Regions from separate parts of the Homo sapiens genome. Here all the other regions are linked to region 3. Evidence: chromatin contacts called from ENCODE Hi-C or POLR2A ChIA-PET data. All regions are on one chromosome and are shown on one strand. The core of a region is the stretch at or near the end of the contact, and the rest is flanking DNA. Distances in the headings are between cores, read along the strand shown. Region 1 holds the start of DCAF5 (DDB1 and CUL4 associated factor 5). Region 2 holds the start of ZFP36L1 (ZFP36 ring finger protein like 1). Region 3 holds the start of GPHN (gephyrin).

Region 1 (4,356 bases), core at 1,669-4,168, 2.6 Mb before region 3:
GGGTTTAGGAAAGAAAAATATGAGTTTTTCACTCTTCTCCCTCTTCCTCCATACATTCTCTGCAGTGGTTCAATTTACTCAGAAGTAATTTCATTTGCTATTTTAAAGCTAAGTACACTGGCCTTTTCACTATAAATGCCTATATGAAAAACACAAAGCTCATGTGGTCATCAAAGCTGATTAAATGTTTGTGGTATTGCAATTTTGTTACAGGTGTGGTAAAAAAAGTTTGTGGTAGGTAGTTATGTACCATATTATTAGTTTGCAATAAATGACACAAGGGACTATGTTAAATTCCTAGTAAAAGCAAATTGATATTATGGAGTTTCATCTTTTGAAGTTGGTTATAAGTAGGTGGCCAGATTGAGCAAATAAAAAATTCAGGATGCCCAATTCGAGTTTCAAATAAACAATATTAGTATATCTCAAATATTTCATGGGGTATACTTAAACATTCATTGTTTATCTGAAATTCATACCAAATTGGGTATCCTCCATTTTATCCGACAACTCTTAATTATAGGAATAGGAAGATATTTCATTCAGGCTTATAAAAATCTGGCCAGACTAGCAGTAGGATATAAACAGACTAGGTGGTCCTACCTTTCTGTCACTGTTGGTCACCCAACAGTTAAGGAAGTTTCCAGCAAAGTCCTAGATTTGGGCTGGCATGTGACCAGATGCTGGTCTATTTTTATGCTGAGGTAAATGGGACAATTTTCCCAGGAATTCAGTAAAAACTGTAAAGGGGGTATGTGCTTAAGAGGGCAGAGGAGGATGCGTATTATACACTGCCACAGTAAAGGCCACTTCGAACAAATCTCCCCCACCCCAGGCAAATAGGTATAAATGATGGCCTATTAACTGGAAGAAGTTAGAGGGGGTTTTGAATGTGTGGACTGAGTATGCCAAGCAAAGGAACAGTGAGCAGGGAAACTGGCCTTGGAACAAGTGGATTCCACTGGAATGAAACAGGTCAAACTCAACATATCCAAACCGGAAAGCACGACCTTTCCCTTCAAACTCCTCCCCACTCCCTAAGTACATTCATGAATTCAGCAAGTATTAAAGCGGCCACTAGTGCCAGCAAGTACTGGCTCCAGGCATACACCCTTGAGCAGAACAGACGTAGTCCCTGCTCTCAGAGAACTTACAGCAGAGTGGGGAGACTCATATCATCACAAAAATAAATGATTAATTACACATTTTGACATTGCAATGACAGAAGGATGTTTGGTGCTATACATCTTTAATAAAGCTGGTATACTGCTACTAATTTTTAGGTGGTGATTATAATGAATAAACACAAAGGATTATTAGAAGGCATCCTGAGGATAAAACCTTTTAAGTACCACATAGTTTCCTATTTAGGGGAACAATATTCCATTAAAATTCACATTTTTGGAATTTGATTTCTTTCTTTTAAAAATTTATTTATTTTTTGCCCTTTTCCCCAAGTTCTGATGGAATTTGGTTTCTGTTTAGTAATGTTTGCTAGAATATGTACTTTTATATGAAACATTTGCATATTTGTTATTAGTACGATTAATCGTATTGTCACTGAACAAAAAGTAGAAGTAAATAATTTTGTTTGACGGGTAAACCTCTTCCATGTTCAGCCGATCTTTTTTTTTAAAAAAAATTATTATTATTTTCCCCAGATCAGAGATGTACAGCCCATCTTTCAATGATGATTCTACTCAACTGCTCCTGTGCCATCTCTGGTCCAGAGGATGTAATTCCTGCTAACTTGAAAGGGCAAAACTGACAAGTGCCTATTTCAGTAGCTTATTACCACTTAATGACAGAGGATAGCTTCCAGGAAAAGTACTATAATACATCGAAAAGGGGACTTTTAACTGTATCTGGTAGAATTCCAAAGCATTTAACACCCACTAGGGTCAACGCGGTGACTCCCATCCTACTGAAGTGCAGCCACTTCTGGCCTGGAGCGCAGCTGCTGGTTAACAGCTGTCCAACCTCAGTGCTCCCCACTCGAGACCTTTAAGAGGAGCTCACCGAACCCAATTAAATAACATATATCGTTAGTTTCAAATCACGCTTCTTGTGTCGTGCAAATTTATCTGGAACGGAGAGAAGTACCTCGTGCTTCTCGGGACTTCATCAACTCGGTTTTGGCAATTTTCTTCCTACTTCTTTATCCCTTTCTCTTTCCCCCCATGTACCACTCTAATCTGCCAGACGGAACAATTTAGCCTTTTTCAACTAAAGGACCGGAGGAAGGAAGAGTTAGAGAACTGGACTTGGGGATGAGCGGTGGTGTTAAACATTTACCGGGAGAGGGGAAGGGGCGGGTGCGCGAACAAAACCCCCAGGCAACGTTCCTCCAAGTGTGCGGCCCTACCTCCCGGTTCCCCCGCCTCGGGCAGGGCCGGACTGCCCAAGGCAGAGGCCAGCAGAGGAAGGAGGGCCGGAGCCCCCGCCCGCACCTTCCCCCACTCCAGCCGCATTTTCCCCGAACTCGTACGGGCGCTGGCCTCCGGGCAGCAGCCGGCCCGCGGGTCCCCGCGGGAGGAAGGCGAGCCAAAGCCCGGCGGCCACTCGGATTGTTACGCGCATTCAACTCCGCGGAGTGCGGGGCGCTGGGGTGCAGAGGGGTCTCCGCCCGGCGCCACCCAGGTCCCCAGGCGGGAAGCGGCTCAACTGGGAAAGCAGCCGGCGCCCGTGGTCTCCGGGCCGGCCGCCCGCGTTCTTCCGGCCAGCCCCCCGCGGAGGGGAGGGGCGCCGACGCCGCGTTCTCGGGGCCCCGCAGCCGGCGGAAGGGCCGCGCATCGCGGAAGCGCGGCGGCAGCTGAGGATCAGCTGCTGGAGGAGGCGGAGAGGCAGAGGGAGGAGCCTCGGGGGGAAGGAGAGGGAGGGGACCGTCAGGAAGCCGCGAACGCCGCCGAGTGTCTGCACACCTCGCTCTGCCTGCCATGGCTGGTTAAAGAACCATCCGGATCGCAGCGCGGGGGGAGGGCCGGGTGGGGGGAGCAGCGGCCGCGCGTGAGGCCGAGGGAGGGGCGGCGGCGCGAGCGGCGGCGGCGGCGGTTCCAGCATGAAGAGGAGAGCTGGCCTGGGGGGCAGCATGAGGTCAGTGGTGGGCTTCTTGTCCCAGCGGGGCTTGCATGGGGACCCCCTGCTCACTCAGGACTTTCAGAGGAGACGCCTGCGGGGCTGCAGAAACCTCTACAAGAAGGACCTCCTCGGCCACTTCGGCTGTGTCAATGCCATTGAATTCTCCAACAATGGAGGCCAGTGGCTGGTCTCAGGTAAATCAACCCCCTTCCCCTCCCCGCGCCTCCCCGCACCCTCCCAGCCTCCCCCTCTCGCTCTCCCCCGTCACCCTCCTCCTGCCCTCTGTCCCCACCCCCTCCCTTTCTCTACCCCCTTCTGCGGTGGGAAGGTTTGGTGTCAAATTAAAACCATTGCAGGGGGAGGGGAAGGAGAGGATGTCTTCTATAAAAAAGACCTAAAATGGTTGACAGCTCCTTAATTCGCTTTATCCCAAGTGCAAAGTGATCTCTCCTGATGCCTGCCCTGAAAGTGTAGGTCGGGGAGGGGGGCGAGGTTACCGCTCTACAAAGTTTGACGGCAAACTCTTCCTCCGCGTACTTTAAAAGGTGCTGGGGGCATTTTGGGGATGTGGAGGGTGAGGAGGCCGAGGAGCGCCGGAGGCAAGGGGGAGCTGAAGCCCCCGTCGCCGGCGTTAAGGAAAAGGGGTCTTGGGGCTGGGAAGCGGGCGGTGACAGACCCGGACGCCGAGGGGCCGGGGGCTGCGACCCGGGGGCTGGCGGGGTCTGCAGAGGGGAAGTGACTGGGGCGGTAGGGTCGCTGTGGGCCGCCCCCCTCGGCGCTCTTAGAGGCCCAGCACCATCGCCTTTCGTTCGGTTGTGGCCTCTTCTGCGTCTTGTTTTTAATACAGTTTCGAGAGTGGCGAGGGCTGTGGAGGCTAAAGGGCACCAGCCTGAACTTGAATGCGCAACTTGCGAGGCAGGCGGTAGGGTGGGGGACCCCCGGGAGACTTGTTGGCGGGAGCCCGGCGCCCCGCACCCCGTTTCCCGCGGCCGCTGTTGCAAGTGGTCTCTGCTTCTCCTCCCTCTCGCCCAGACGGGCCTGGTTGCCCCCGGGCTCTCCCTCTGGTTTGGGGAAAGTGGCGAAATCGAGGCCGGGGCTCCGGCCGGGCGGTGTAGGCCTCGCTCTCCCGGGGCTCCTAGCGACAGGCAGCTGAATCGATAGCCTATTGCTCCCGGGGAGGCCCGGGCCCCGCGGGCCGCGGCGACAGCTGCCCCTGGGGAGGTGCGCCTGCTGCCGGTGGGGGCGCTCGCCGCCGTCGTCCCCTCCTCCCTGGGGTCG
Region 2 (4,269 bases), core at 787-3,286, 2.3 Mb before region 3:
AAAGAAACCTACACTTGAATGATTTAAATTAAGGTGGATGGAAGTTATTTCCCTTTCTGGCGCTTGCCAGATTTCAAGAAAAGCTGAAAAATGGGAGCGGGGGAGGGAAGCAACAGACGGCTGGAGGGCAGCAGCAGAACAAGCGAGGGGCAGCAGCCGAGTTAAAGTGGGGGCCATCCATTTCGGGCAGAGGAGACAAATGAAAGCCGACCCCGCTGGGATCACGTAGGTTCGTGGCTGCAGCAAAAGTTGGGTTTCACAAAGTTGAAAAACAGCCGGTTTCTCAAACAATTGTGATTTGGAAGGTTTCGCTGGGTTTGCCCAGATGTTTACGAATAAATAAGAAATGCAGTTTTAAAAAAAAGTGTGTGTTGGGGGTGGTGAGAATGCGCTCTCTTCGGCCCGCCCCGTCCTTTCCAAAGAAACGTGCTCATAATGGGGTGACCTAATTACATCGCAATGGAACTCAATCTTAGCCACTCCGCAGCACCGGGTTTCATAACAGACTCGGCGGCCTCGAGTGCTGGGAAGAAACGTGCGAGGGCCGAGGGGGGCGGCGGAGCCCGCGTGGAAATCGGAAAGAAGCGCAGCCCTGCGACTTCCGCCTGGGTCATCACGCCAGCAGTCGGGCCAAGGCGCAGGGGGCGGGTGGGGGACTCGTTAACTTTTTATTTGGGTGGGCGGCATCCAAACCTAACAGTATATATTTTATCATTTTCAAGGGAGTCATGCTCCATTGCGGGCCCTTCGGTTTCGTGGCTCCCATGTCCCCCTCTCCACCTCCCGCCAAAACGGCGCAGCGTGACAAGCCATATGTTCCACTCCGGTGGGGGCGAGAGAGAAGCAACAATAAGTTAAAAGTGCCGCCTCCCTCCACCTCTTTACCTTCATTCTTACCAAAGTAACCTTTTTTCATTGTTCTAGAGTCTTGAGGTGTGTGTGGGGAGGATGGAGGAGGAGGGAGGGTTGTGGCGCCGCCCAGAATTCGGAGCGCGCGTGGAAAGTAGTGAGTTGCTCGGTGGGCTTTTTCTGGGAGGAAGGGGCATTCAGGAAGGATTAGGGTTTTCTTGACTAAAAAGTTTAAAGATTGGATGCGTGAAAAGAAACGGCACGCCTAGGCCTGGTAAAACAAACAATCGTCCCGGGTTGTGGTCTTTTTTTGCGGCGCCCCCCACCCGCCCACACCCGGAGAGCGCCGGCTGCAAAGCGAGCGCGAGTGTCGACGCGTGCGGCGCACTAAATTGTGCCGCGCTCGCCCCCGCCAGACCATGTCCTCCTGGGGAAAAAGTTTCCCTAGTCCCCCCAGCAGCGCGCCCCACCCTACGCCCCGCTGGAAAAAAAACAGCAACATAAAATCCTAGGCTTGAACATTCTGTGCGTCCCAAATTTCTAATGTCCTCGGCCTGCCCGGTTTGCCGAAGGGAGCCGAGTGTCGAAGAGAAGTCGGGAAAAGGTAAGTTGTGCAGACACTTGGGGAAGTTTCAAGGAGACCGCCAGCTCAAGATGGAAACCGCGGCCCGGGCGCTAAGGACGGGCTTCAGCTCCCGCTGGCAAAAAGAGAAAGTCGAGCCCGCCTTCCTGCCCAACAAAAAACAACAACATGACAACAAGAACCCCGGAGGGAGTGGAATGAGTGACGTCACAGCCGCGCTCTGAGGCTGACAAAGGAGGGGGCGCGCCCCTCCCGCTCTGCGCCCGCGCGGCCCCGGAGAGGGGGCGCCTGAAGCGCCGGGTAGGGAAGTCAGCCGACTTGAAACTTTTCCTCTTAAAGAAAAAAAAAAAAAAGTTGTGCGCGGCTCACAGTGGGGTTTTTTTTTTCCGCCTTCTTTTCTCGTCTCCCCTCCCCCTTCTTCCTTTTGAAAGTTTCTTCTCCTCCCCCTGCCCCCCCTCCCCGCCTGACCGCATGGCTGATTCAACTCCAGTGTCAATCAACTTCTTTTTCCTCCTCTTCCTCATTTAAATAAGTTTAAAGCTCCTCCTCCCCCCGGCCCACCAAATCTGAACTTTATAAATTGGGCTTTGCGCGCCCCAGCCCGGAGTCAGAAAGGCGAGGGGCGCCGGGAACTGGCGTGTGGGACTCCAGACAGGAGAGGCTGCGCCTTCCCCGCACCGGGACCTTCGCGACACACCAGATCCTCGCCCCTGGCTCGCGCGAACGCACAGGATGACCACCACCCTCGTGTCTGCCACCATCTTCGACTTGAGCGAAGTTTTATGCAAGGTAAAGGGGGGCGGAGCATTTGCTTTTCAAAAAGTCTTTTTCTTTTGCCTTAAGAAAGAACCCCCAAAAGTTTGGGTCTTGGAAGGCAATGGGGAAAGTGGTGCAGCGAGATGATTCTTTTCTCCTCCGGCATTTCTCCCAAGTTTGAAGGAATTTGGCCCCGTCCTTCCCACCCTTTGAGTTTCAACAGTTGCTGGCGGGGATTACATGTGAATCTGGAGGCCAGGGTTTTGAGGGGCGAAGTTTGCCTGGCAGGGCAGCCCGGGGGCTTCGGGGGGAGGGCTGGGATTGGGACAAGTTTTGGGCGATCCTGTTTTACGTAACGTGCTGCTGGATCCCAGGTTTGCTGGTCTGATCGGGTTCCCAGTCTGCGCCCTAGGTCTGTCCAGCGGCATTACCCACCCGTGGGGTTGGGAGTGGGAGGTCCCTCGGGGAAGTGAGTCTCGGGACAATGTTTTCCTCCACTCTTTGGGGGGAGCTGGGGATATGCGAGGAAGAAAGGCCAAGTTGTGATTCAAAAAGATGTTGCAGAACAAGTTTGCAGTGGGGCTTGAGTCCGCCCTAGCTCCGTTGGGCTTCTTCCCGCGATAGCCGATCGTGCAGCAAACTTTGGGGTGAAAGAGGCATTCAGGTTGACCCGCTTACCTGTGTTGCCGAGGCATTGCGGCTCATCGATTGCGGGCGGGGTTGGGGGGGGAGGTGGCGACAAAATGCTGGCTTGAACTCGAGAGTCCCGCGAGTAAGGATTTAATGGGGGGCTCCTTAAAACATGTTGCTTGTCAGCCAGTGTTGAAAAAGCAAGTTTTAAACTCGGAATGTTCCAGGACTGCGGTTTAAATGTACATAGCAAAAGTCTATGGATGTTGTTAAATTTCTTTCCAACCTCCCCCTCCCAATTTGAAAGGGTGAAGCTGCTGGGCTACTTTTTAATTGCTGAAGTGTTTTGCCTTCTCTTAACACGTCGGGTCATGTTGCTCTGTTTTCCCAGCTTGCTGCTCCTGTTGGTGCAGCTGCCAACGCCCCAGGGCTGCAGGGTTGGGGTGCAGGGACGCCGAGGAGCTGAAGAGTAGCATTTAAAAAGTTTGAATTTTTCAGCTTCCTTCCCTCCCTGCACATTCCCAAACTCCACTTGCCAGCCCGGCTGCCAGCGCTCCCCAACATTTCTTCCTTCTTTTCTCGACTCTCCCGCTCTTTGATCTATTTCTTTCTTTGGCCCCCCTCCCCCCTCACGACTTTTTAAATGAACCTCATTGTTGGGAACCAGCTCTCGACTGGGTTCCTGTAATCCTCTCGGTGGGGTGGTTGCAGTTACAGATTCCCGGTCCCCCCCTGCTGATCCTAAGGGACCAACATTAGAATTTGCACAATGACACCCACATGGGCTGGGAACTAACTCCTAGGTCCCTGACCTGCACCATTTCCAAATCTTGGGTACAATTTGGGCAGGTGACCAGGGTCCTATTGGAACAGAAACCTGCCATTGGTGGCTCTGCCCCCATCCCCACCACCCCCAATCCGCTATTGACTAGGAGGTGGGTAGGGGGGTTGGTGCTTTCCTTTTCCTTTCCATCTGCAGCTTTGCGTTAAAGATTAAACACTGGAGCTCTTATCCAAGCTTGCTCTTGCAGCCAAAAGACTAATTGCAAAGGCATCTTCTCAGTGAAGGGGGCGGGGTGGGCTAGGGCTGAGTGGAAATGGTGAGAGAGATTATTGTAGAAAATATCTCTTCCGGGAACTTAGGGCAAAGAGTTTTATTTTCAGGAATCACATCCCTGTCTCCCCCAACCTCAGACCAGGCCCCCAATCTCCTCCCCACAAGAAAAAGCAAAGGCAGTCTGAAAACCTGTTGCCAAAGGAAGGGAACACTTCTGAAGGAGGAAGTTGAGAGTCTTAGGCCAGGTCTTGAAGGAGGGGGTATCAATTAAGCAGAGACTGATTGGAAGGGGACCTAACGTAGCCTATGATAGACTCCTTTCTGAGGTTTACCTGTTTTTGTCGCGGGCGGTGGCGGGGGCGGGGTGCGGTAATCTAGAGAGGTCTGGGTTGTG
Region 3 (4,376 bases), core at 1,199-3,698:
CCCCAAACTCATAGGTAATGTATTTAGAAAAGTTTTGCACAATAATTACATACAATGTTTCTTCATTTGTTTGCGTATCAATGTTATCCATATTAGACTGTAGGGACACCAGATAAGGGCTGCATCTTTCAAAGCAGTCTGTACAACACCTATCTGCTATGTCACTTCACAAAGGTAAGTTGATTCGTTAAATGAAACTATTATTTAATGGAAAGCTTAAGTAGAAAATGTTCATTTTAAAAATGTTTCTACGGTTTAACTTTTAAACATCTATGGCCTTTTTTATTTCCACAGACAACTGACATATTTTGGTTTCTCACTACTCTATTATTGTCAAAGAATGGCTGGAATTTAAAGTGCAAGTTGAGGGTAGATAAAAGATATACACTTTGACATCCCACCATCAGATTATTCGAAAATTGGCAATGTCAGCTCCAGGAATTCTGAAATACAACTGAATCTTCACATACCCAAACAGTTTCAGGACCAAAAGAAGAGAACAGCGCACCTTCTGATTTGGGGGTTCCCTTTTCTGCAACTGGTTTAGACTAGTTTCTCTATCCAAGGGTCTTTTAATTAGGAAAATTCAATTAATCACCATCGATATACGGAAAGAATACCAGGGAAAGGCAATCCTTTACTTAAAAGAGAAAAAAGGAGGCTTTGGATATCACCTTTTCATAAAATTCAGCAGCTAAATTAAGCTTTGCACTCAATATCTGCCGGCAGTCTCAGACATTTTTTTTCTACCTAATAATAAAAGCAAGTCTTATTCAATTTAGTCCCTTCTCGAGCACCGTCTCGACCTGTCAGAATTTGACAGTTAAAGAAAAAATTAAAAAAAGAAGTAAGGGAAACACTAGGATTCCCGTCCACACTGCTTCTTTTTCCGAAATCACATCACTGAGTCTTGGATTTCCTTCACTCCAAACTAAGCCCTCAGATTCCAAATATAGTTCTTTAACCCCCGTCTCGCCACTCAATTACACATAAACCTTGCCAATTACAGAACCACAGCAGAAACCCCTACAAATCCGCTTGCTGTTCATCTTGGAAGTCATGCCCTGCAGCAACTGCCGATCGCCGAAGTGACGGATATTAACCAAATTCAGCGCAACGGAATCAGACATGCAGAACACACACGGCTTTCGCGAGGGAGGGAAACGCGACCCGGGAAAAGTGCGCTCCTCACCAGCCTCGGGACGCTCTACCGGGGTGGGGGTTCCCAGAAAGGAGGGGGAGAGGAGCCCGAGTAGGGGAATCCTGCCCTCTCAAGTAAAAAGCTGGATCCCCGGCAGCAGGCTGCAGCCCGTCCTCGCTAAGGAAACGACGAGGCAGACAGAGGGCCTTTTGCGCGGAAAGGCAGAAGGCAGACACTTTCCGAGGTCCGGACGCAAGCCGATCCCCCATCCCCCGAGGGAGGCGAAGGGTGCCCCATGGGTGGCTGAGGGGACGCCCGGCCCGCGAGGGACAACCCGAGGAGGAGCAGTTTCATCTGATTAACACCTGAGTCTCGTCCAGGCAAGCACAGATACTGGCGTGGGGCCGCCCAGGTGGGGGGAAGGGAAGGAGAGGAAGGGGGTGGAGATGGGATTCCCCCCTCTCTCTGAAGAGCACTAGCGGAGGATGCGCCCAGGCCAGCCGAGAGCGGCATGCTTCAGACTGCGGAGCCGGGATCCCGCCGCCTGCACCGACAGCGCGGAGCCCCGCAGCGCCCTCCGCACCGGCCCCTCGGTCCCCGGGGGCCCAGGACTTTGCTTCCGAAGGCGCTGGGGCCTAACATCCCACGGGGTCGACCCCGGCTCCTGGGGCCTGGGGGAGGGGACCCGCGGGAACACCCCCAATCTCCGGCGGTTCTCAGCGGTTGTAAAATGCACCCCCGCGGTTCCCTTCTTCAGCCTTCCCTCCTCCCGAGGCCGCAGAGAAGGGCCACCACAGGCGAAAAGCCTAAGGCAATGCAGGGACAGCAGCCTCATAGGTCCCAGACCTCCTCCCCCGGTTACCTGTAAGGACTCCGACACGGATTTGATGGTCGTGGTTAGTAAGGATCATTCCCTCGGTCGCCATGTTTCCCAGCGCAGTCACCGCACTGACAGGAGCCGGGAGAAACCGGAGCCCGGAGCGCGCGGGCCGGGAGCGCGCTCGCCGAGGAGAGCGCGACAGCTAGGGAGCCAGAGAAGCGCGAGGAGAGCGGGGAAGGAGGGGGAGGCCACAGAGTGCACGGTGGCCTGCGTGGGGGAGAGGCCGCGCCGGGAGTGCGCGGGTCCGCGGGAGGGGAAGGAGTCAGGGCGCGCGGCCCCAAGTCCGGCAAGAAGGAGGCAAGCTTGGGGGGCGCGGTGGCCGCACGGGGAGAGCGCGCGGAGGCGGCAGAACGAGGCCGGAGAGTGTCGGAACGCTCTGCGGAGCGCGAGACCCAAGGCAGCTAGATGGCAGGACTGAGAGGAAAGGATAGCACACGCTCTGGAGGTTGCGGGGGCGGACTCGGGGACAAGGGCGGAGCTACACCCCTAGGCGTGGAACTCGTGGAGAGTGAGGGGAGGAGTGAGAGCTCGGGTGCTGAGTATTGGGAGCGGGAAGGAGCCGGCCCAGCCTGAGTAGGACCGCGGATCGCTCCTGGGCGCGCGAGTAGCACCGGATTGGCTGAGTGAACGCGGAGCGTGTGCGCGCGAGGCACGAACGCAACCTCGGCCGGGCCCCAGACAGAAGCAATCCCCTGCCGAGCCTGACACCTCGTTGGTTGTCCGCGCCTTAGGCTGGCTCTCGCCGGCGGGCCGGCTTTCTACGCGGGGGCAGCGAGGCTGGCTCAGCACCCCGGGCCTCCTCTTGCAACCCTCGGGAATGGCCGGCCGCCCCACTGAAAGCGCTGGGGAACCGAGAGGTGTCTTAGAAAGCTGCATGAGTGGCAGAACGGTGGCTACTATGACAGAGAGGCCGCCGTGGGCGAAGAGGGAGGTATCCTGTCCTGCCTCGTGCTAGCCGCTGGCTTCCTCAGTGGGCTCTCCCTGAAGGAGGATTTCCGCTTCACCTATGCTTTAGGATTCCATCTCCAGTCAGTGCCTGCAAGACGATCCTCACGTGCGAAACTGAGGAGTCTGAGGCAGGGCAGCTGGAGTGGAGATACCTGGCTTCTCTTCCTCCTGCTGTCCCACGGTTTTGTGGCCTTAAGCCTCTTCGCCATGAGCGCTGCTTTTAGATGAAAAGCATCAATCTCCTTAGCGAACGAGAACGTGTTCCACCTGAACCACAGTCCATTGCCGCGGCGATTTTCATTTCAGTATTCGTGGGATGTGAGATTACCATGAAAGTAGCTTTTGTTGCCATTTATTTCCATGTGCCTTTCATGAAACGTGTTATTAATCACCTGTGGCTATTCTACGTTAGTTTCTTACTATCGTTCTGGACCTTTCAACTTCTGAATTTTAAAAAGTTATATGCGTGTGTGTGTGTGTACACACACTCATATGTATATGTTTTCTCTTCTTAGCTGTAGTAACCTGGAGGCATAAAAGTGAAAAGCAAAGTATTAAAAGATGTATATCAGTGTTTATACACAAATTTCAAAGTCACTTTGATAGGTTTTTTTTTGGTTTTGGTTTTGGTTTTTTTTGATCCGGAGTCTCGCTCTGTCGCCAGGCTCCAGTGCAGTGGCGCGATCTCGGCTCACTTGCAACCTCTGCCTCCCAGGTTCAAGCGATTCTCCTGCGTCAGCCTCCCGAGTAGCTGGAACTACAGGCGCGTGCCACGACACCCAGCTAATTTTTGTATTATTAGTAGAGACGGGGTTTCACCATGTTGGCCAGGATAGTCTCGATCAAGATCTTGACCTCGTGACCCGCCCGCCTTGGCCTCCCAAAGTGCTGGGATTACAGGTGTGAGCCACCGTGCCTGGCCGATTATGAGTTTTTTATTGTTCCGTTGGAACATGAAATTACCCATCCTCTGAAGATTCACGTGCTTATGTATTTCATTTTAAATAATGGGGCCTAAAAGTAGATGATGGATGGAATTGAAGTGGGTAAAATAAATTAATGGCTTTTTTGCTTTTGTTTTTGTTTTTAGTATGTGTATTGCTGGTATTTTTGACAGTAATTAAAAATTTAAGCCAGGTCATGAACTCATTCCCTATCATTGTCACCTTAGATCCTGGTGGCCAACGGGTTGTTAACTAGTTTGAAATGAGAGATAAAGATAAGAAAGTATGTCCAAGAGAATGATTTCCGTTATCTCAAACTAAACATGAAGAGCAAATAGTTGGTTATATTGTTATCTTCCTAACCTATCTCTATTCTCTGCAACACACTCTAAATGATTAGAAAATATCTTGAGCTTATCGTCTGTCTTACATCTATCTTAGACGTAAGGTCTAAACCTGCCCA

What was found. Hi-C counts contacts between places; a loop is a spot of excess contacts on that map. ChIA-PET counts read pairs that join two places held with the same protein, here RNA polymerase II (POLR2A). Pooled maps may share reads with other maps.
Region 1: a map of CD8-positive, alpha-beta T cell shows a loop between it and region 3 (16-fold over the local background). The contact joins the promoter of DCAF5 here to the promoter of GPHN in region 3. A Hi-C loop is called at or near these places in 5 of 168 maps with a recorded cell type or tissue (CD4-positive, alpha-beta T cell, CD4-positive, alpha-beta memory T cell, CD8-positive, alpha-beta T cell and 2 more), 4 of 37 single-sample maps with no recorded cell type and 16 of 50 pooled maps. POLR2A ChIA-PET finds 5 or more read pairs at or near these places in 1 of 52 experiments (CD4-positive, alpha-beta memory T cell).
Region 2: a map of naive thymus-derived CD4-positive, alpha-beta T cell shows a loop between it and region 3 (7-fold over the local background). The contact joins the promoter of ZFP36L1 here to the promoter of GPHN in region 3. A Hi-C loop is called at or near these places in 1 of 168 maps with a recorded cell type or tissue (naive thymus-derived CD4-positive, alpha-beta T cell), 3 of 37 single-sample maps with no recorded cell type and 9 of 50 pooled maps.

Annotation. Positions count from the first base shown.
Region 1 is chr14:69,151,681-69,156,036 of GRCh38, reverse strand. DCAF5 (DDB1 and CUL4 associated factor 5) reads left to right here and starts at 2,918. Exons shown (of 9, transcript NM_003861.3): 1 at 2,918-3,272. The coding sequence starts at 3,059. RefSeq lists silencers at 2,474-3,113, 3,934-3,983, 4,144-4,356.
Region 2 is chr14:68,790,834-68,795,102 of GRCh38, reverse strand. It overlaps ZFP36L1 (ZFP36 ring finger protein like 1), which reads left to right and starts at 2,036. Exons shown (of 2, transcript NM_004926.4): 1 at 2,036-2,221. The coding sequence starts at 2,165. RefSeq lists enhancers at 49-208, 1-415 and silencers at 1,589-1,788, 1,809-1,878.
Region 3 is chr14:66,506,219-66,510,594 of GRCh38, reverse strand. It overlaps GPHN (gephyrin), which reads right to left and starts at 2,448. Exons shown (of 23, transcript NM_020806.5): 1 at 2,004-2,448. The coding sequence starts at 2,067. RefSeq lists enhancers at 1,164-1,213, 1,464-1,623 and silencers at 1,714-1,863, 2,214-2,403.